3 separate regions of the Mus musculus genome follow, and regions 2 and 3 are each linked to region 1. A link is a loop called in an ENCODE intact Hi-C map of the cell type or tissue named here. Cell type or tissue: left cerebral cortex. All regions are shown on one strand.

What was found. Hi-C counts contacts between places; a loop is a spot of excess contacts. Peaks named below come from ENCODE experiments on the same cell type or tissue, not always from the same donor. Only the 100,000 strongest peaks of a DNase experiment are listed, where the experiment ranks them.
Region 2: it touches region 1 in a loop (10-fold over the local background); 3 of 42 quality-filtered maps call a loop at or near these places.
Region 3: it touches region 1 in a loop (2.1-fold over the local background); 3 of 42 quality-filtered maps call a loop at or near these places.

What each region holds. Positions count from the first base shown.
Region 1 is chr3:26,657,746-26,665,745 of GRCm38, forward strand. The region is part of intron 1 of Spata16 (spermatogenesis associated 16); the gene reads left to right. Among named protein-coding and RNA genes, the nearest start is that of Spata16, 24 kb to the left of the region's middle. In left cerebral cortex, no CTCF peak of the experiment used is centred here; DNase peaks (open chromatin) are centred at 3,783, 4,692, 6,013, 6,285 and 2 more places; H3K27ac peaks cover 2,680 bases.
Region 2 is chr3:26,329,205-26,337,204 of GRCm38, forward strand. A830092H15Rik (a long non-coding RNA gene) reads left to right here and starts at 2,749. Exons shown (of 2, transcript XR_389623.4): 1 at 2,749-2,879; 2 at 3,658-7,666. It also overlaps a transcript of Nlgn1 not described here. In left cerebral cortex, CTCF peaks have their summits at 2,683 and 3,579; DNase peaks (open chromatin) are centred at 604, 954, 2,259, 2,731 and 3 more places; H3K4me3 peaks cover 4,649 bases; H3K27ac peaks cover 3,216 bases.
Region 3 is chr3:26,461,376-26,469,375 of GRCm38, forward strand. No RefSeq gene overlaps it. Among named protein-coding and RNA genes, the nearest start is that of A830092H15Rik, 130 kb to the left of the region's middle. In left cerebral cortex, no CTCF peak of the experiment used is centred here; DNase peaks (open chromatin) are centred at 3,982 and 7,847.

The DNA.
Region 1 (8,000 bases):
CAGATTCAGACTTCGTCTCACAATACTCCTGACCTTGGCAGGCTGACTGTGTTTGTTCCAGGAAAAATTGTAGGAAATGGGCTCTGGATTATACTGAGATGTGACTTCTACAAGGCTCCCATTCCTGCCACACAAAAGACATACTGGTTTTATAATCACATTAGAGTAAGAACTTTCTAGAAGGACCGCTGTATTCTTACAACCACACTCTTAGTAATGACAGCAAATTGTAATATTAATTCTTTTCCAAACAGGACTGATTATGCTGAGGGTTTCAGCTGTGCACGAGCTGTTCTTTATGTGAACCAAGAATCAAAGAAATTATTTACTTTCCAGCAAAGACTAAAATAAAAGCTGATTGGGTGGGGCAGGTACTTCACAAATTTTGTTGATTTAGAGTAACAAACAGACAGCCAAATTAAGTATAAGAAAGTGTAGGGAAGAATCAAAGTGTCTGCGTGCCGGGAGAAGCATTCAAAGTGAAGGTACTTTATAAATGGATAGCTTACACTTAGGTCGTTCCAGCTAAGCTGTAAAGTATTAAGTTAGCTGTGTTTGAGTTGGATAGCAACAGGCAAAGAAAGTAGACCTCTCTTGAATTGTGCAATAAAGTCAGAGACCATTAGATAGTCCTCTAGCCAACAACCACTGTGTATCTTTCATCTCAGACAACTTCGGAGTGTATGGCAGGAATGATATAAATTACTAAATGGTATTGGGATAAGAACTCCTGAGATTAAAATGGATATATGACTGGAAGCTGTTTACTACAGGTCATCAAAGAAGTCTTTCTGGAAAAGAGGTGTTTAAGCTATGCTCTGAATAAAGTTGGGGATAAAAGACCCGCAAGTCTTTAAACCTAGTCCTCAGGAGGAAGAGGCAGAGACAGAGAGGCAGAGAGGTGGGGAGGTGGGGAGGCGGGGAGGCAGGGAGGCAGAGGCAGAGGCAGGTGTATCTCTGTAGGTTCAATGCGAGCCTGGTCTAGAGAGTGAGTCCCAGGACAGTCAGGGCTATACAGAAAAACCCTGTTCCTCAGGCCATAGACTACAAACTGTGTGAGGTTGAAATAAGCTTGTTTAACCAAGTTGGGTATAGCCAACAGAAATGAGGGGCTGAAGGTCTTCATAGGGGATAGGGATACTGGGGGTCGTGTTCTGTTGTAGGTGTTATGGGCATTTGTGGAAGGGTTTTCAGTAAATGTAAGATAGGATGTGGTAGTAGAATAGGATGTGGTTGTCATCCAAAAGAACAACTGTGCCTTCTGTGTTAGGAAGCAGTGGCAATAATTTAGATGGAAGATGATGGGGCTTTCAGAACATCAATAGTGGATAGGGTAGAGGCAATAAGACCAATGACCAATGCTAGGATGGGTACTGAAGGAAAGGAAAGGATAAATGAAAGATCAAAGATAACTTGTTAAGTTTTCTGCTGGACAGTTGAGTGGATTTGCGTGGCATATTCTTGGAAGGAAGAATAAAAATTAAGATTTTAGACTGGGCATTGTTAATTTTGAGATACATATTAAACAAACTGAATGAAGACTTCATATTAGTAGTTGAGTGGACAATTGGGCAATTCAAGGAGCATTATGACACTAGGAAACAGGAGTGTGTGGTAGCATCTGCACTGGACAAGGTCACCTAAGGCCCTAACACTCACTGGGGAAAGGAGTACCCCTGCTGGAGAGCAAGAGCCAGCAGCCCAAGAGGCTGTGAATGAATCACTGGTAAGTGCGGCAGAGGAGAACTGAATGATCATGCCACCTGTGTAGATGAAAAGACTGTTCCACCAAAGACAAGACTTGTCCATTGTGAAGACGGCTATTAGAGCTGCAGTCACAGCAAGCCTACTGGTCCCTGGGTTTGAAACATGAAAGTGATTGCTGATCTGTAACAGAAGTCCTAGCAGAGGGCCCCAAAGCGGGGAAATGGTGAAGAGAATATGAGTTGGAAGAGACATCACATATGTAGAACTACTTCTGTGCTTGACACATGATGGCAGTAGGCAGCCCTCTGGAGTCTAGAAGGTTTTAGTCAATCTTCCCATAAGGTCTGCTTAACTGGCATTGACATCAGCAGAACTAGTCTGATGCCAAAAGAATGACATCCTGAGCAAAAGCAACTTGGGGAACAAAGGGTTGATTTGGCTTACTTATCTCAAATCACAGTCCATTGAGGGAAGCCAAAGCAGGAACTCAATAGGGAGGGAACCAGAAGGCAGGAGTTAAAGCAGAGGCCATGGAGGAAGGCTGCTTACTGGCTTGATCTTTGAGGCTTGCTCAGTCTGCTTTCTTAATAGAACCCAGGGCCACCAGCTCAGGTGTGTCATCACTTACAATGAGCAGGGCCCTCCCACATCAAACCACTAATTAAGAAAATGCCCTATGGGCTTTCCTGCCTGCAGCCTAATCTTAGGGAGGCATCTTCTCTGTGGAGATTTCCTTATCACAGACGACTTTATCTTGTATCAAGTTGACATGAAACTAGCCAGCCTCCTGCTGATGGTGAGAACATAGTCCTTGACAGGAGGAAGAGACAGAATCCTCTGAGGTAGTCTCAGGCCCCCGCCAGGAGCTGTTTGTAGAATTGCTAAGCCTCTTCTGTCATAAGTGTTGTTCTGTAAAACATCCCCGTCTGATGCTTCCATGACGCTTACAGTTCTAAAAGTAATGTTAAAGCAAGTTGCATAGTTCCTCTTAGGACATGCCATCAATGAATAGTAAACCTAGAGCTCAAACTCTTCTGCAACTCCAGTTTGAACACTCTCTCCATTACATAACACCACAGTGAGTAGCCCTCTCAGATAAATGTGCACAATGGACCGGTTCAGAGAAGCACAGTTGCTTTGATGAATTATTCCCAAAGTCTCTGCAATCTATTCATGTGGAATTTTTATGTCCACATTATTTTTTCTTTATTTAATGACTTCTGGAATACAATGGGTCCATAATATTTACAACTAAAAATCTTTTAAAACCCTTAAAAATCTATTAATTCTTTCTTAACAAAATTGGTTCCTATACTTGAGTTAAACATAAAATTGTGCTTATCTCACCAGTGTAAAGGGAGTCACACCCAATAAGACAGCAATAATGTTAGGGACCTGGTTATGAAATTTATAGAAGAAAACATTTTTAATGTGAGGAAAGTAAATATCTGAGCACAGCACCTAGGGTCAAGTATAGAGAGAAGTATTTTCATATGATCCTAAAGTTATGGAATCTGGTATCGACGGCCCTAAGTTTAAGTCTCAGATATGGCCAGTTCCCTTGATTACCTTATACTTCTTCAACATCATGGTTTCTCTTTCTTAGCCCAGTTGTGTTAATAACATTTATACAAAGATGTCATGAGAGGGAAAGGTTTTATGTAGTGATATATATAACCTTAGCAACTGGGAGCAGTGCTGCTATTAGTATTTTACGTATCTTCATCTGTGGGATGCTTTACTTATTTCTTAAATATGTACTATGAGCCAAATCCACCACTGCCATCGAGTAGTAGTGCACCATGCCTTACAATATTACTTGGATAAAAAAGAATTCCGGCAATGGGGACATTGCCTTTCTCTTCTCCAGAACTCATTTCCAAACACCTGTGTTCTTAGAGAAGCAAGCCTGATATTCCTGCCTTAGCAATCAGCCACACCCTCTCTCTGAAAACAAGTGTGCACCGAGGGCCTGCTGTGTTCTAGGCTCTGCGGGAACCTAGGGATCCACATACGAAATAGATTGGGATTCATTTCAACCCCTTGCAGTTCAGTGAGGTCAGAGGGTATCTCCTCTGAAGGGAGGTGTTTATCTGTACTTCTCCACTTCCCATCCTCCACTGCTGCCTTCTCCTAGCTGCAAATACCCGCATGCTGAGATCTGGTCAACTTTCGTCTCTCCTGGTCCACCTAGCCCAGCATCCTGGTCACGGTTAAGGACTTTAGTATCTGACTATTAGACAGAAGGACTATTTTGTAGAATGTTTTTAAAAATAACAACGTGTTCTGGTAGACTAACAAGCAAGGTGTTTTTCCTCATAATGTCTCTCTGGTTACATTTAACAGCAAGTTAAAATTAGATCTTTTTTTTTTTTAAGAAAGAAAACCATAGCAACTGTGATGTTGAGTGTTTCAGAGAGCACATTTTTAAGGATTCTCTTCTTTTGAATTGCCCAGGTTTGAGCTGCCTGTTTCAGAAAAAAAAAATCTAATCATTTGTTTTACTAATAACCATGTAAACTACCAATTGCATCTAAGAGGTAATAGAAACCCAGATGTACAACAGAATACTTGTCAGTATGCTTAAAGTAAAAATAAAATAAAATAACTGTTGAAAATGGAAAACGGTTAGCCGATAGAAATGATTGGGTACTGATCCCTCTTCATTTCCTGCAGCTGTGTTTATTATAAGCCCCCAGAGATGACTCAAAGGTTTCTGATCATCATTTGCTAGAGATCTTCTTTATCTGTGCCACCATGTGGATATGAGAAAATCGGTTCTACTACTGTGCTGCCTTGTAAATTAAAGAAGAAGCATTTTACAGAATGCCACCTACAAATCCGTTTGACATGATGGTCGACAAAGAGTTTTCTCTTAAAAGATTTTGTATTGAAGTAAAGATTAAAATGTAGCCTTGGGAACACTGACTAACTCCATGTTAATCAACCTGACTACTAAAAAAAAAGTTGAAGAGGTTGATAGTTTAAATCTAGTTCTTACATGACTCATTTGAACAACTGAGAAGAAAATGTACTTCACCCGGGATGAGATTAAAACAAAGCAAAACAAAAATCCATCAGAACTTCACAGAATCAACTCTTTTCTGAAGAGTTTTTGCTTTACTGTCAAAAAAGAAAAGAAACCCTCTTCTAGCTGATCCTGATACCAGATACTCAGGAGGCTGAGGCAGGAGTGTGGCACATTCAAACCCTATTTGACCTACAAAGTGAATTTAAGATGAGCCTTGGAAACTTAGTAAATCTGTCTTGACAAGAAAGAAAAAGGAAGGCAGGGAGGAAGCGAGGGAGGGAGAAATCGTGAAATTGGTAGATAAATAGATGGAACAAGGTAATGTAGAGCCAAAAAGAGAAATGCTGCATGTTATCTGAGGCTCTTAGCTTTAAATCCTCAGGTGTGAGTATATGCCCTGAATGAACTGCAGGAGCCAGGAAAGAGAAATGGGACCAGTGCCAAGACAGGGACATTGCAGAGTAGTAGAGAGGGGGATAGAAGGGTACAGGTGATCTGATCAGCTCTAATATCGGGAGTTTGCTGTGAGATTGTGTCTCCTAACAATGTCAAAAGCTACACCCATAAAGTCTCACCAACATTTGCTGAACAAGCACAACAATAAGATGCCAAAGTGAACAAGGGGAAGGCCACAAGCCTCCATCCCAACACAGAGAGCTACAGGCAACTAAGGAATGCTGAAAGTAAAGAAATAGTCTTCCCCAGGGAAGAGCACACCAATTGGTTATCCAATACCAAATGATCAGCCCTAAAATCATGCATGCAAGTATTTAGACTGCACAGGTTGTATTTATGTATTTTGGAATATATATGTATATACATATATGTATGTAACAACAAGTAATGAAGGAAGAGGTGATGAATTTGAAAGGGATCAAGGAGGGCTATATGGAAGGCTATGGAGGAAGGAAAAAGAAAGAAAAAACCATATAATATATTTTCAAAAATCAAGAAAGAACTAAGAAACCAAGTGCAAGGGTATGCTGACAGTGTCACTCTCTGGTAGAACTGATTGCATTGAGTCCACTTGATTTGTTCCCCAGCTCTTAACAAAAATTTCATGGGAGAGACTTTCTCCTGCACTCAGTATTCCATTGTTGCAGTAGTTCTTTGTCTAGTTCGAGGCCTCCTGAGCTTCCACACTCCCTCATCCACATCAGGGTGTCTATTGTTGTGCTAGCCCAGCTCATGCATGGGCAGTGTTGGTGGAATACTATGGGTGTAGCCTCTGACATTGCTAAGAGACACAGCCTCACAGCAAACCCTCTGGTCCTCCAGCTCTTAAAACTCTTTCCACCTACTCTTTTGCAGTGCTCAAAGTAACCATGAATTTGAAAGAGAGCAAGGAAGGATGTATAAAAGGGAGGAAGGAGAGGCAGAGGGAAATATAGCAATTATATTATAATCTCAAAATATAAAAGAATCTGTTTTTAGATTCCAGCTTTATTTTCTCTAACTGCATGTAACTTAGTCTTTGTTTTACAGCATATGTTTTGACCTACATTTTTTGAACAGCTTTATGCAGAACCCTGAGCTCATGTCTGGATCAGTAGGGGATGAGTCTGCTTTTAGACAGTCTTGGAAGAAATCAATCATGCACATGTAACTGGTCTGTTTGGAGAAGACAGAGATGGGCAGTTCCTGTCTAGGAACTGCAGTTTGGTTTAGGACAAGTAAATGAGGTGGGAACAAGATGGGAAAATGTCAGCAGATGGACTGAGAATGAGCATCATTTGGCATTAACAGAGCTGCTTCTCTTGAGTTCATGGGGTGGGAAGTAAGGGCAGAGTGCAAGGCTGGTCGGGGAATGGCCATGATGCACAACCCTCCCCTGCAGGTTTGTGACTGCTGGAAATGCTGAGCACCTCCATAGCTCTTTTGTTGAGCAGCACAGCTTTCATAAGGAGCATATTCTACCTCTGAAATTAATGTCACGTGACCAGCTGCTACCTCTGTGAAACAGAGGTTGGTTAGGGCCTGCTCTTCTTTCAGACTGTCGATTTAAGGACACCTATTGATATTCAGGGCAGTGTTCTGTGTTGAGGCATAGGGACTTAAATCTGTTGTTTCTTGGACAACTTTGGGATAACTGTTCCTTCAGATGCCTGAATATTAAAAGTTTGTTCATCTGTTCAGCATCTCTTAATGTCCTATGAGCACCCTCTCTGCTTTCTCCCACTGCATTATTACTGTTTATACAAATCTGTTGGAGGATTCAAAATGGTAATTTCTCTAGAAAGGCTTAAGAGTTGCTATAGAGCACTCTAGAGTTTCTGTCACACACATGCGCACGCGCGCGCACGCACACACCCACACACACACACACACACACACAAAACTTTTCTTCTTGCACTGAGGGAAAGGCACATCTTCAGGGATAGATAGGTTGGGAGAGGCTAGGGCAGGGAGGAATGGGAAGGCAATAAAGAAAGGAAAGACAATCACCCTTCAGGAGAATCAGTTACGAAGATGGACACAAATTTACACACTGAAGATGAGAAGTCAACCCTGATAAGAAGGTAGTGTTGCTATAGATGCTGCAGAGTTACATCAACCCACGACAGAGAAGCTGATGTTCTGTAGCCTCTGGTACATGATGTAAATAGCTGAGATAAGATACCGGGAGAAACTCTTGGAACCGTTCACCTACCAACATTTATTATTCATATTTATATATAGTCTATTGTGAAAAGGAATCTTACCAGCAGCTATTCTGAGCAACGGGAAAATTTCAAAAGCTGTATCTGAGCTACTGAAAGAACTTCTGTGGGATAGATGCTTGTCTGAGAATCCACCTCCAGAGACCCCAGCCGAAGCCCAGATCCTTCATGGTACAAGAACAAACAAGAACACAGTGATGGCTGGCACTCTCTTCTTCTCACTGCCTTAGGTAGAATACTCCAGGACAGTGCCTTGACAGTGGTGGCACTGGGCCTGGGATTCACTGTTTTGCACATCTCCTTGGGACGGAGCAGGGCATACACTGGCCAAGATTGTAATCTTTCACAAATTACTTCTGTCAATATAATCCTGTCAGGGAATCACAACTCTAGCATTTAGCTTTTGATAACTTATAACAAGATAGTTCTTACTAGAATCTGATATCTCTCTCTCTCTCTCTCTCTCTCTCTCTGTGTGTGTGTGTGTGTGTGTGTGTGTGTGTGTGTGTGTCCAGAGGCAGACACAGGCAGTCTTTCTTCATCACTCTCCACCTTATTTTCTTTGTAGGTACACTGTCATTGTACCTGAAGCTCAATGTTGT
Region 2 (8,000 bases), 330 kb before region 1:
AAATGGTCATCAAATGTCACATAAGGAAGACAGACCATGGCAAAATACATTAGATTCTATTGTCAATCTGCTGAAATTTCTGGTCTTACTGTTAATTCCAGCTGTGCTTTGCTTTATAAAAACTACCTTCACATAGGTAATTTATGAAGTAACTCTTCAGTAGGGGCAGGATCTTCTAGAGACATCCATGACTAAGCTTTTCTAAAAATGTTAAAAATTGATTTAACACTTGGAAACTCAGAGAAAGGTATACCAATTACATGAGATAGATAGATAGATAGATAGATAGATAGATAGATAGATTAAAAACCATCGACCCATAAAATGTCAATAACATCAAAGATAAAAATTTAAATAGCAAATCTTAAAATTTGTACCTGTGTTCTATAGTTTTAGCTACTTAATAATCCTAAGGTTTAATTTTATTTTTGAAAAGCTAAAGTAATAAGTTAAGGCAAGTTGACATAAGAGCAGGACTTATCCCAGAATAACTGCTTGAAAATGCTAAATGTGAAGTCAAATCTGAGAAACTAGGGTTGGAAGAGATGGCACTGTGTCTTTCAGGGGAGTCATCTGACTGACCCTGCCCAGAGTCAACTAGACTTCTAGGCAACCCTTCCCCCACCAGAAACAAGCAGAGAAGATCCTGGGCCTACCTTCCTGTGTAGCCCTGTTCCAATTGCAAACAATCCAAGCATTTTTATATGGCAATATGTTATCACTAAATAAAAATGGAAATTTTCACAAAATAAAACCACAGGAAAAAAAATTAAATTTGACAGACAGCAATTCTGAGGGTGGAGGTGAGGGGGAAGTCCCCAAAGAGGCTCTTCTTACTTCAAACCCTAGGATCTCTAGTGTTACTTCCTTCTGAAATATCCCCGTTCCTCCTTTAGCTAGAAGGATTGTAAAGACTACATGTAGAAGAGCAGGCTTACAGAAAACAGTTACTCCTTTTAATCACTCCGTGCCATCAGAAGGCCTGAGCAATGATTAACTTCCACATTCTCTGTGAATCACTCCATCACTAGGCAGTGCAAGGAGACTGAGATCCATTCTCTGCCAAGGGCACAGTAAACTTAATGGGGTTTTGCATTTTGCATTAGATATTCTAAATACACACATGGTCTTCGCTGCTCAACTCATTTCCAAAGAAAACTGGCACTCTCTTTAGGTTGTAATAGCTGACTACGCTCAGAAATTTTATAGATTTTGTACTCAAGCACACACACACACATACATACATACACACCTCCTCTAAATGCCATTTAAAAAATTATGATCATATTAATAGTCCAAGTATAATTAATTTTGAGAAATGTATCAAGACACTGTAATGTCAAATATAGCATGAAACTTCCAGTTACTTAAGCAAAATAGGCTACAGTAGTTTTAGTATAAAAAGAGGGAAATTGGGATGTCAACACTCTATTAAAACACACAGTGAAAGAGAGAGGGTTAACTATCTAAATTCACATTTCCCCAGCCCTATGTCTACCACTAAGGCCCTAGAAATGGAAGGAAAAAGAGAGAGAGAGAGAGAGAGAGAGAGAGAGAGAGAGAGAGAGAGAGAGAGAGAGAGAGAGAGAGAGAGAGAGAGAGAGAGAGAGAAAGAGAAAACAGTGGTACAGGCCAGAGCTCATTAGAATAATCACAAATGAATCAAATATGGGACATATTTCCCTCATTCCAATAACAGCCTAACTGCTTCCTCCGGAATAAATTATTCCTCGTTCAAAAACCTCATCCTAAATAATTTAAAATTTACTGCAGGTTGCTTTAATATTATGTCTACTCACAAGGCATTGTGCTGAGGCTGGCAGGAGTCAGTGGCGAACCGTTTAAACCTTGGGGTGGACTACCCTCTCTTCCCAGGAGAGTTTATTGCCCAACAATGCATAATCTATTAGTCGCTCCTCGCGGGGGATCCAGAAAGTGACATCTTGACTTGAACCAGCACGCAGATCGGAAAGCCACTTCAAAGGAAACCTTGTAGAGAAGAAGAGCAACTTTCTAATTCCTGTCAAACTAAGAGGCGGAACCAAGCCCAGAAGTAGCCTCAAGGCCTGGAGAGAGCAGAGCAGAGAGCCGACTCCACACTCCAGCCAAGGCTCAAGAAAGGCTTTGCTTCTGGAGGCGGCATTGTTCCTCCATCCGCTCAGCCTCCGCGTCTCCCCTCCGCGGACTCTCAGAATCACTGCCTTTCTCGGGTACCTCTCCGCCGACCTCCGGGATCTGGGTGCCTGGGTCCCAAGGCGCACCCAAGCAGGCTCACTGCAGAGGCTGGGGCGCCGCTCGGAAGACTAGGAGCCTCCGCACGAGTCCGCCCCGACCAGGGCAGCGCGCAGCGCACACTCAGTGTCTCACTCCTCTCGGCTTCCCTGGCTCCCACGGACTCGGTTGGCCTCTCACCACCCACTCGGGTTCGCCTTTCCTGCCTTGGCTTCCCACACCAGCTCCGCACCGCCGCCACAGCCGCGTCCCGACGCTCCGAACCCTAGCAGGCCGGGATGAAGGGATGCCAGGGTCAGGGATGCACCCGAAGGAGAAGAGAGGCTAAGGCGAGCCGGGGCAGGTGGGGAGTCGCGGGCTGCGGGAGAGGGCGTGTGCGAGCGAGCCCCCCGAGAAAGATGCATGTACTCGGCCACCCCGCTGGAAGAAGGACCGAGGGGGCAGGATGCAACGTGGAGAACGCCCACCGCGAGGGTGCGCAAAACCGGCGATTTGCAAAGTGCCAGGGCCAGACAGGCAGAGGGGGAGGAAGGAGGCTGGCTGAAGACCAGGAACAGAGAGAAGAGCCCACTTCTCCATCAAAAGGTCTGTTCGGTTAACGCATCCCCAGAGCAGGAGTTAATCGAGGACTGGATGCAGTGTAAAAGGTGGGTTTTAAAAAACTCGCTGGCCGCGTAGGTCTTCTTATGCTAGACTTAGCTCCCTCTCTCTCAACTCTGGGGATTTGCCCTCCCTGTGACACAACTGGAATTTACAGGAGCTGAAGCCCACTGTCCTCCTTGCTGTTTATCTGCATTTTGGAGATTCTATGAAACCTAGTATTGAAGAAACCACCCAGCTCATTAAAGTTCATTAATTTTTATTGTTTTTATTTTCATCAGAAGATAGTAGTGGAGACTTAACACCAAGATGTGTTTAAAACATTGATCTGATCGACATAGCATTTTGTTGTAGTTGTTGTTGTTGTTGTTTTTGTTACTGTTGTTGTATAAAGGACAAAATGTATTTTAAACCGCTAAAAGACAGAGGCAGGTACTGGGAAACTCAATCAAGTGGGGGAATACAAGACACATTTAAACTGTAATGGACTATCACATCTTTAACACAGTCACCCTCCCCAGCACCCGATCCCTCCTCCTGGGCCCCGGGGATTTTGGAAAAGGGTGGAGCAAGGTAGAGAACAGGGATGGGGTAGGGTTGGTGGAAAAGGTGAGGGCAGGTAGAAGCCAGCAGGAAGTTATCAGCAGTCCCTAGGACTGAGGTAAATGCCATGCCTAGTAGACTCAAGAGGCCCCCTTACCTTCTCTCTAAGCCCCCGTTGTACCTGCTCTGCAACCAGAAATACTTCTTGGTGCCTAGCGTTCAGCCTAAGGATGGCAGAACGTTAAACAGTTCTTCACTCTCCCTCCCCTTGTTCCAAACCAGGATCAAAAGAATGTGAATAATGGTCTCTGTGCTCATCAGCTCTGGAACATTTCGCTGTGTTGAGGAGAAGAAGATGAAAACCAAGCTTTGAGACGCACGTAAATGTATCATAAGCTACCCGACCGATATATAAACATATATAGGTTCTTTGCATGTAAATCCAAAAGAAGAGCACCCCAGAAGCCTCTGGAGGAGGGAGGGGGCTGGAGCAGCAAAACTTGGCAGAGCAAATGTATCCAAGGATTTCGTGCCAGAATTCCTGAGAAGCTTTGGAGGAAGAGGAAGAAAAAGAAAAATATGAAATTATCCCTAAACACACACTTGAAACTGGAGACGCCTAAAGGAGAGTAGAAACGGAGAAGATGAGGTTTTTCTGGGAACCACGGATCCGTCAGCCAAATGAGCAATCGCCACAGAAAATCCTAGGCGGAGCGGTAGCTCCAGATGGGTCCCCTGCTCGCGTCCCCGCCGCTGCCGCTGCTACCTGTAGACAGGCACACACACACACACACACACGCACACTCACGCGCGCACACACACATCAGCCTCTGCTGCGCGCGCTCTCTCCCTCTCTTGGCCATACGCTGGGAGCTGGAGTCTCAACACAACTAGATCTACCCTCCTGCCGGGCGGTCCTGCTCACCAGCTCCGGCTCACTACTCCTGACAGCCTTGTAGCACAGCATCACTTCCCCCAGGTCGGGGGGGGGGGGGGGAGCCTCCACAGCAGCCGCCTAGGTGCTGGTGGCGGCCCCCTCCCTTTACTAAGTTCCGCCTTCTCTGGTCCCTCCAACCCGCGGTAGCCCGAACACCCCGCAGCGCCCACGGCGCCAGCAACGTCCGAGGTTGCAGGAAGGGTGAAGGGCCCTGGGCGTCACTCGTGACGTCTTCTAAGCCTCTTGGAGCGGCAACTAAATGCGGGTTGGCAAGGTGGAGGTGGCGGTGGCGGTGGCGGTGGCGGGCCACCTGCAAGAAGCCTCCTGCAAGCTGAGTTTCTTGGTCCTTGGTGCCTTGGTGCTGTGTTTCAGGGGCCTGGGATTGGTGAGAGGGGAGACTGGACCTGGGGGAAACAGCATACCACTGAGTATCGCAGGATCTCACCCAGACCAGCAAACTCCCCTCAAATTCCCTTTAAGTAGGAGCAGGCTGGTCCCTGAACTGGTAGGAGCATTATAAATGTCTAGTACTATTAGTCTCTCCTCTCCAGCTGTGCCCACATTCTTAACTGCTGGAGAGTCAACGTTTAAAAATCCACCACAGTAATCATTATTGGCTTTTGTGACTTGTGAAGGGTGTGATGCCTAGCAGTGCACTCTTGCACCCAGTCACAACCTACTAGCCTCTGTGATCTCTTTGAAAGAGAAGAGAGAAGCTGAGACCCACTGAAATAATTGATGACCACCTGTAACAATCTTAACCAAAAGGAGAATGAGGAGTTGCTCTGAGAAACCAGAGACACACAAGCTACAGCTCTCTTTTCTATCTTGGGGTTCGTCTCATTCGTCTTAGTCTAAGTCTCTAAAATTCAGAGGAATGGGTTACCCCAAATAGCAACCCAATGAAGGCGATTGTCCTAACAGATTTAAGGTAATTGTTGCTATTTGTTAATTAATACTAACCAATAGGAACTGTGAGATTCTGTCACAGTCATGCTGGTTTTCAGAACAACCTTGATCATGACATATTTTCCCCACTTGGAAGGATCCTGAAGGCACTTTTCCATAGTTTTGCGACTTAGTACATCTTTTTTGTTTATTTGGTTTTGTTTTGGTTTTGGTTGTTTTCCTTTCAAGGAAGTAACCTATAGGTATGCCTAGGACAATAAGGCTTCACTCTGAATCAAGCCTGGGACACTTGGCTACTGCTCTTCCTTCTCTAGTCTTGCTAATTCAACTTGAAACCTTCAAAATTTCTATGCAGCTTTCCAGAAAGTTGAAAACAAGTAAGTGTTCTCATATCAGCAACACTATTTCATCGAATCTTTAACTTCCAGGAGATAGCACACTTAAAATATTATAATATGTAGGGCATATGGTACATACCTTTAATTTAATTGAATCAGTTCAGTCCTAGCATTCAAGAGGCAGAGGCAAGAGGACCTCTGAGTTCAAGGCCAGCCTGGCTAAAACTAATGAGGAAGAAGCCATTTTAAAAGAAACAAACAAAGGTAGCATCATGAGAGAGGCTATCATAGTAATTACAACATTAAGCTTTTAAACAAGAAGCAAAGACAATTCAGTAAAGATGCCACTTGTAACTTCCATAAGCTTCTGTGTAATCTGCTGTCTCCTCATCCCGTGGCCACCCTTTGCAGCTGTCCTGCTAAGCTCTAAACGTAGTAATTGAACATTGCTTATTTCCAATATTCTATATCAATAAGATGACATTACTTTTAGATAAGTCCTATTGTAGCTTTACATTATTCTTTGTGAGAACGAAATCTATACACTGAACATTATAATCTCATTTTCATGAGTTACTTAAAAGAAAAGCTCAAGAAGGTTAACAAAACAGACGTGCCAGACAGGCAACATTTGTCACCGTCTGTGTGTGCCATGAACCTGTGATGGATAAGGCTGTCTAGTTGGAGCTATAATCATTTTAGAGACAGGCTTCTGGGCACCCTGGTCAAGGACTATACTTGTTAGTTTTTTTCTTTTATTTTTACTGTGACTTTATCTGTCTATCTCTCTCTCCCTCCTCCTCCTTCCCCTGTGTGTGTTGGAGGGGTGTGTGTGTGAAAGAATGGGGTGTGGGAGGGTCCCTGGGGACATCAGAAGAAAGCATTGGATATCCTGGAGCTGGAATTACAAGTAGTTGTGAACTTTCTAAACGGAGGTTCTCTGGATGAAAAGCTAGTGCTTGTCTGAGAACTTGTCTTGGCTAGGGGTGGTAGAAGTCACTACTCCCTAGCTGGGGATTCTGGAAATAACTAAGCAAGTTCTGCATGCCTTCCCCTCTTTGCTTCCTAACTGGAGATGCACTAGGCCTAGTTCCCCCAAACTGCTGCCTTTGTGACTTTCTACCTCTGTGGACTGTATTCAGGGACTGTAAGCAAAAGTAAACCTCTTCTCGCTTATGCTACTTCTGCGACAGTATTTTGTCACAGCAACAAGAAATTAAGACACATTCATAAGAGCCGAACTTCTATTGATCAGTTTTTTTCCACATCCCCCACTATAGCTCTCAAGGAAATAAGCCCACCCATGTCATTTGGTGCCGAAGCCACTAACCTCACATTCCACTTCTGCAAAACTGGAATACTACTAGCACCTGCCTGGTGGTATTGCTGTGTTTATCATAACAATGCACATAAACTTGGAACACTAAGGATATGTGTTTTCAGGGGTTCTAATTTAGCATCGTTATGATGTCTTTTCTCTTTTGACTAAAATACCAATACACAGAAGGGCATTTGTTTTTCGTGTTGAAAATCAGTCATACTACTTGAGTGCAGTATGACTTCATGGACAAGTCAATAGTGATTTGAGCATGATTTCCTAGGCTATGCCTTCCTTTATTCTCTTCTCCTTTTCTTTTCTTTTCTTTTCTTTTCTTTCCCTTTCTTTTCTTCTTTTCTTTTCTTTTCTTTTTTTTCCTTCCTTTCTTTCTTTTTTATTTTGTGATAAGGCATTAAGTATCACACACTGGCCACCAACTCACTATGTAACCAAGAATGGTCTGGAATTTCTCACCCTTTATTCTCTGACTCCCCAGACATTACAGGTATGTGTCACCACAGTCATTACTGTTCTTTTACCGCTTAAGTTTAGCACGGAGAGACATATTGGACACAATTATAATCTAGAAAGTACTGATCATTAAAGGTCATGTGGCCTTCTGGGTTGTGAAGTTAATGGTGCTCAAATACAAAGTCTGTCATTAAGTCAGAGGCTGTCTGCAAGTCTCAGTAAAGTAAAAACCACACAAATTCTCTGTAAAATTTGCACAAACACATCTGCTCACTTGCAGATTTGGGAGGAAGTCTTGGAATAAAATAAATAAAAACACTGGTATTTTTTTTTTAATCATTGGCTCCAAAAGGCCTAGGTTTGAAAACTATGTATTTATTTATTTATTTACTAACTTATTTATTTATTTATGATAGAGTGAAGGCAGATGTCTCTAAAGAAGTATACATTCATCTTTATAAGTGTGTTTATGTTCATGTGTGTGTGTGTTCATATTGTCAGATAGCTGTGATAATAACATCTTTCCCAGAAATGAATGGTTAAAATATGGGGAAAAGAAAGGCTTGAGTGTATATTTGAGACACCTCAATGTGCTAGTGTGTGTTCTAGGTGTGTTTTCAATCTAGAATGTCACTAAGTGGGAAGATTTCAA
Region 3 (8,000 bases), 200 kb before region 1:
ACTAACGTGGGCAGGAGAAAGGACACGAAGGAGGCAGCTTAGTAGAGCTGGCCCCAAGAGGTTGAGGGAGCTCAGGCAGAGCTCTTGCAAAGGACTTAGTGGGTTACTAAAATTACACATAACACTTAGGTGGCACTGAACATAATTTGCCCATATCCACTGTTTGATATGTATCTGTTTTCTCCAGATTCATCATTAGTGATGACCAAGAACTATGAAACGGTGCTTTTTGTGACACGTATCAGTCTTTGCTTATAAATTAAGACTATGTGTATGTAAAATGTAAAGATCAACATGGAGACCACAAATGTCAAGAGAAACCACACTTTCATATCACTTTCGTTCCAGAAAGAGGCAAACTTAACTTGCATATCAAAAGCACAGCTGAAATGAAGTTACTTTATAGCTATATGCTATAAGGAATAAATTCATATTTATCTTTTATGTCTTCCATAACCCTAGGAATTTAAAGGGAAAATCATTTAAAATCATTGTAGGGCGACAAAATTACACAAGAGAGATATGAAGCTCAATAATTTTATTTTAGCATTAAATTCTTTCTTTATAGTATTTTGAACACTTTTTGTGTGCTCAAAGAACCATATCAAACAAATATAAAAACCTTTATTCATAATACTTAATGCATTTAATGATAATATAAAATTAATTCAGCCTCAACTATCAGAATAAAATAAAAATAATCCAAAATAAAACTGGTACATGGAAGAGACACAATTCCTGTTGCCTTGATAAGTAAGTGGACCTAGGATACCAGATAGAGTTTTCAGTTTAAGGCAATGTAAAATTATCCAGATGGCCTTCCTAGAGCGAAGTGATCTCCACGGTTTGAATTTATTCACGTACTGAAATACTGAGGACAGTCCAGATGAGGACTAGTAAAGGACAGATTTCTCATCAGCCACCTGACTAACTGTTCCACAATAACTCTGGCTTTCACTCTGCACTGAGCTCTGATAAGTGAATGGTTCCAGATATGATGCCAGCTGACTAAGGCATGAGAACATACCCTCTGTTGAGCACTCTGAGCCTCGATGTATAAACAAACCCCAGCTAGATGAGTGCAGATTAAGAGATATGCCAGCCAATCACCATCACATTCTAAGTCCTGGTCAACAGGATGCTCATGAGCAAGTAATCTGACCACTCCTATGTAATGGTATAGTAAAAAGTCATCTACAGCTCTAAAGAAATATGGTCCCTTGGTTTTATGCAGTTAAGACCTCAGAAACTCAATGTTTTGAAACAGAGAATCTGCTGTGAGATTTTTCTATTTGGACACACTGATTCATTTTCTGGGGTAATAGTCCCAATTTCTCCTTGTCATCCTTAATTTTGCTTTCTCTCAAAGGTGTTTCAGTTGAGTCAATAAATTATAAATTTAGAGAACATTACAGAAATTCCAGTCAAGTAAATGATATTGAGAACAATATTATTGTTTGTTGTAGGTAAACAACCAGTGTCCCACTTACCATAAAGTACAAAAACCATACTGGATGAGTTACTATATTAACATCATCAAAACATGCTCCATTTTTCATTATACATATGTATATGTTGAACTTACTCTGTTTGATGTGAAGGTGGTTGAATGAGGTAGTTAAGAAAACAATTCTGAAACATCATTGTGGTCAGCTTGGACATGGTCACTGTGACCTTACATGCTTCTAATTTGCTCTCATGAAATCAGGGGGGTATATGTATATATGCATATGCATACATCAAATACCTGAGAGAGATATTTACCACATGCTATTGCACATGTATGAGAGATTATTAATACACGGTAAATATTAAATGTCTTATATTTGTTTTTTTTTTCATTGTAGTGACCAAATAAATAATAACCAAATAAATAGCCAATAAGAAAGGAAGGATTTATCTCAACTTGTTGTCTGACAATAGGGGAAGAATAGAGTTGCTTTTCACATGGCTTGCTAGCATCTGGCTGGACCAGGAAGTGAAGAGCTTGGGCTGGAACCAAGGCCAGCTATAAGCCTCTACCCCAACCCCATAGTCCTAAAACACCAACTATTCATGTCCAATAGGTTATACAGCCTTAAAAATCCTTAAAAATAATGGCCAGCTGAGGACTGGTGTACGGGCACACGAGTCTGTGGGGGACACTTTCCATCCAAACTACAAGACATCTTTATGGCTCTACTTTTTCTGTAACATCATAAAAAGAAGCATTCATGAACAGATCTTGCAACTGTGTATCAGATATCATATCACCTAGACCTACTCTCTCTTAGAGTTACAAAAGGATCAACCCTCACAGTTGTCACTGAGTGAAGTGTCAGGGTCTGACACTATTTAAATATCCATTCCAAATATCAAGGGTTGGTTACTTTTCCAAATGGAATGAAAGTGTTAGACTTGTGTTATCTCAACAAAGCAATATTTCATTTACTCAACTCTGATGACTGTTATCATTAATTTCAATGAAATGATTAGAGTTGTGTACATTAAAATCAAAAGGTTGTGTTATGATGATATTAACTCTTTGGAGCTTTTTTTTTTTTTTCAAATTAAGTGGTTTTTGAATTGCCAAAAACACTTAATTAGAACTTGAATAATTCCTACATTTTAGGTGAATATGTCCATTAGAAGGATGTCCCTAAAACCTACAGTAATGAGGTACCTCAGAGGTTCTTGCTGCTTCTATAATATCCAGGGACACAAACAGAAACTTTACTGTTGTTGTTGATGCCCTTTACTACTTAGATGTGACTTTAAGGAGTAATAGGACTAAATTATATGTCATAGAAAATTCCTCTTACATTCTGGCTGTTGTTTAGAAATTTTAATTTCATCTCCCTAAATACATTTCCTTTCTCTAGTGTTTCCTTAATAGGTGCTGCATATGAATTGTCAGCTGCCTTTGAATTTTTTTGCAGAGAGCAAGACCATGTGACTTAAATTATGTTTTTTTTTAATATTCTTTGTATTTCTAAACCAATATTAACACTTTCCTGGGTATGCTCAGATGATACAAGTACCTGGAAAGTTCAGACCTCTTGAGGGATGAATCAACCAGCATGCCCCTTTAATTGGATTGTCCATTAATTTTAAACCTAATAATTTTGCTTTTATTACAATGAAAGACAAGAATTTAACCAACATTTTACAATGATGGTTATCTCACTGGAGAGAAGAAGAGCACAGGGTGCACATCCAGAGGGTTGAATTCAGTTCCCAGCACCCACATCAGGCAGCTTACCACCACCTGTAACTCCAGATCAGACACCTTCTTCTGGAATCTCTGCATATCAGTGCACACATGTGCGCACGCGCACGAACACACACACACACACACACACACACACACACATGCACATATGTACAGACACAACTAGTTAAGATCAAATCTTAAAGATGATAGTACAGAACTTGAGAAGTCCTAGATGTCTTCCATCATGACATGTTTTAGGATTATTTTCTGTATGAGTTTCCAACTAAAGCAACAAAGTAAAAGAAATGATGGCTCTACAAAACGTCTCAGAGACTCACAGACGAGGAGATGTCCCCTCAAACCTCAAGGAGCTGCAATTCCTGCATTTTCAAATATGCAGTGAGCAAAGTAAAACTGAAAACTATTTGTCCTTTCAAAAGGAAACACAAATACCCTTGATAAACAATCCATTAAATATCTAATTCCAAATATCTCAGCATCAATAATTTTTATAGCATCATTTTTTCCAATGCAAAATAAGTATAAATATCCGAAGATAACAGGTGGGAAACTTACCTAAGTGAAATTATCATTGCTTCTGATTTGCGATTTATTTACAACCAGCTCAGAGATTTCTATCTAGAGCAAGATAAAGTGAAGCAAGCAAATGGAAAGTTTAAATTTAAAATGAACATGCGGTGGAACGTCTAGAAGAATGAGGCTTGCTTTTCAATGCGCAGCTCACGTAGGAGGGTGAAAGGAAGTGTGTGCCTTTTTTGCAAGGGAAAGCAGGATGCAGGAAAGGAAAGATATGCTTTCTGGATGATAGTGTCCTATACATGCCAGGAGTTCATAACAGCTTCTCTTCTCAGGCTTTCCCCACCCAAAACTCCTTGGCTCTGTTTTCAAACCAACCACGTTCAGTGTTTAGCAACCGGCTGCTCTTGTCTCCCAGATGAAGGTGGATTTAATCTCTGACCTGCAGACTCCCAAGCCAGCCCAGCTCGTCAATTTTCACTCCATATTCCTCTCTGACAGCCCATTTTAGATTCCAAAGAGGTGGGGATTGTGACCCTTCTTATCTATTAATGCCAGACGGGGGACACAGTTGCTGCATGCCATTTAAAAATACCCACAAAGGATATCATTCAATGAGAATTTATTTCCAATACAACTTCTGCTATATGTCTGTGTTACAGTGCAGAAAATCAATTTTTAATAATTTGATTGCTTTGTGAAGACTTCTTAAGAGCTGTTCTAAGATGGTTCAAATTTACTGAACCCTAAGGGCCATCCCTGTACAATTCAGGAGGGGAACACAAAGTCCCATTCCCACAGATAGGAATACAAAATATGACAGGACCAGAATGTTAAGTCTCTCATACTAAGAACTCATCCTTTTCCACGTTTCATAATCATCCCAACACCATTTGACACTAGTGTAGACTACATTACAGGATCTGTGAATGGAATCACCCTTGATTCCACTAGATCACTGTGTGGAAATGGAAACAATTTTAATATCACCATGTCGAATTTAAGTCACAAACATTTAGTGATATTTAGAAATATCTAAGAAAGACTGGATTTTAGCCTTTCTGAAACTCACCCTGATCATGTGATACTCAGAATTTACCACTCTATAGTGTTCTTCACCAAAGGTGGCCTCCTATGTTGGGAGGAATAAATTTAATCATGTCTACTAACATGGCATATGGGCTTTTTATAAAATTTGGTCTTGTGTGTCCCAACTGGCCTCCAACTTGCTATGTAGTTAAGGATAACCTCAAACTCCTGATCCTCCTGTCTTTAGTTACCAAGTTGTAAGACAAAGGATGTGCACAGTGTACCTAGTTTTATGAAGTAGTAGGACTTGAGTCCAGGTGCATAGTAAGCAAGATCCTACTGGCTGAGATGTATGAGTAGCCTAATAGGTACATAACTCGATGTGCCCTCATGCTCACACTCATGATTGCAATTCTACACATTTTAAATCATGAAACTGATAACAGTTGGCTCCTTCTCTAGCTAAAAGAACTAATATAAACTGGCTGTCATTAATATTCCAGACTGGAATCATCTCCTTTACTCTTTTTTTTATTAGATTATTTTATTTATTTACATTCCAAATGTTGCCCCCTGTCCCATCTGTTCCCTGCTCCCAGAGTTCTTCACACCCTCCCTACGTTCCTTTGCCTCTGAGAGGGTACTCCACCCCTCCCATCCACCTACCCTCATCCCTCCCACCTTACCCCCACACACACCCCTTTCCTGGAGCATCAAGTCTCTACAGGATTAGGTGCATCATCTTCTACTGAGGTCAGGCAGTCCTCTGCTATATAGGTGCCTAGGGCCACGGAGCAGCCTACCAGCTCATATATGCTCTGTGGTTGGTGGATTAGTCTCTAGGAGCTCTGAGGGGTCTGGGTTAGTTGATAGTCTTGGTCTTCCTATGGGGTTGCCATCCCCTTCAGCCCCATCAATCCTTCCCCTAACTCTTCCTTAGAGGTCCAGACTTCTCGAACTAAGAGTTCCAATCAAACAGTTCATTGAGTTCATTAATGAAACAATAGGATTCTCTCATTGTTCTTGACTGCTTGCCAAAACAACAAAGACCCAAAGGCACTTAACCTGAAGCCCACTCCCTGAAAGCTAATTTTTATAATGTGGAAAGAAGCTATGCAAGGTGCCAAGGTAGGGAAAGTTGTCAATATCCAGTCCTACCCAACCTCAATGACTGAAAACCAAATCAAGGATGGAACCTGCAAGATGTCCTTAGTGTTTTAACAGTGGCACTTGCTTCTTGTGTAGTAAAGAACAACTGCCTAATTGGGCATAAAGTCTTAACAGTAGAACAGAATTCACACAAGGTCCTATAAACCTAGCCAAGAATCCACAGCTAGAAAGTAAATGGGCCATACAGGAGAAGCTATGACCACCACATTGCCAAAGTAATATAGTTTCTGACTGTTCTGTATTTATCCTTATAACCAAAAGATAAAGTGCAGCACCACATCTTACCAAATAAACCTTTTTTGAAGAAGATGGAGACTAGAGAGATCCACAACTGGTCAAAATGCAAACAAGTGGCAGTGGGATGCCCAGCCCCAAATGGGATATCTATAATATTGTACCTGTACCTGTGACTCAGGGAGCATCATGGAAGAGGAAGTACCAAGGTTTAAGAGTCTGAGGACCAGTACAGCCCCTTCTGGACAGCGAGGAATCCTGCATCCATGAACTCCCAAAATAAGTTCCTTACACAAAACCTGTGAAGCCCACAGGAGCATGGGAGGGAGGTCTTCATGAGGCCCTACTCTAGGTGAAGAGCTATAGATAATGAATGACTGTGATGAAGGGGAACCCAGGTTTGGTTGTATTGTGTTTCTTTTGCTTTGCTTTGTTGTTGTTGTTTGGTTTTTTGTTTGTTTATCTTTTGTTTTGATTTTAGAGATGAGATCCTAATCCTAAATTGTCATCCATAAATATATGCAAATAAGAATATTATTAGACTTATTAGATATGAGTACTCGCAAACACGCACTCACAACGGTTAGTCTTAGTTATCAATTTGACTAACCTGAGAAGACAAAAGGAATTGCCCCTATCAGATCAGCCTGTGAGCCAGTCAGTAGGGCATATTCTTGGTTGCTAATTGATGTAGGAGGTTTCAGCCTGCTGTGGGTGGTACCATTCCTAGGCAAGAAGACCTGGACTATAAAATAAAGGTATATGAGCCAGGGAGTAACAATAAAGCAGCTTCCCTCTACGATTTCTGCTTCAGGTTTTTATCTTCTTGTGATGGACTGAAACCTACAATCTGAAATACACCCTTCCCTTCCCAGATTTCATTTTGTTATCTAAATGCTTGCACAGCAATGGAATCCAAACTCATGCATGCGTGTGTTTGTGGGCGTGTACTTGCATGCATGTGTGTGTTTGTGGGCGTGTACTTGCATGCATGTGTGTGTAAAGGAGGTTAGGGATTCAAGGCGGCTGGTTAGGGAGTCACAAGAGGAATTAAAGAGGGTAGGAGGGAACGGAAGTCACGCCAGCCCAAAAGACTCACATATAAAATTTTCAAGTTAATAAAAACAAAAGAAATCAACATAAAAGATTGCAAGAAAGCATTTATGTCGAATATCTGTAGCAACCTATTAATGAAATATAAAACATTAAGACTACTTTCTCCAATGATATAAAACATTGGCAAATTAGATGCCAGAAAATGCTAACATAAATTGACTAAGACTGTTAAAACTATGGCTGAAAGAAGTAGAATTTAAGAGAGAGTGTTCAAAGACAACAATATACAACATGCAATTCTTTATTTCATTCTGTTTCTTATTTAAAGGCCCCCAAAAAGAATATCCCTAAAGAGATCCTTTTCATTAATTTCTTCTATATTGTAAGTATTAAGCGAGGCTTAAGGATTTACCACACGTAGTCTGTAATTTGTCTTCTGCAGGCAGCGTGTAAGATTGCCAAGGAAAGGCTCAGCCCCATGCACAGCAATGCTTGGGAATGTAACTAAAATGGAAGGGTCATTCATCCACCGTGTCTTTGCTGGATCCTGAATAACTGAACTGAATCCCCCACATGCTTTCCCACATAGCATCTAATGTCTCACACCTACAATTCATCTTTTATATTTAAATTCACAATTCTCCTGTTTCTATTTTAAATTCTGTTCCATTTATTTTGCTGAAGGATTCTAGTCTCCTTGAGTAATTTAAAATCTTAATCTGAAATACTGAATTTAGTCTTCCCAGTGTGCTGAAAATTTAGAGAGCAAGCCTTCTGTTCC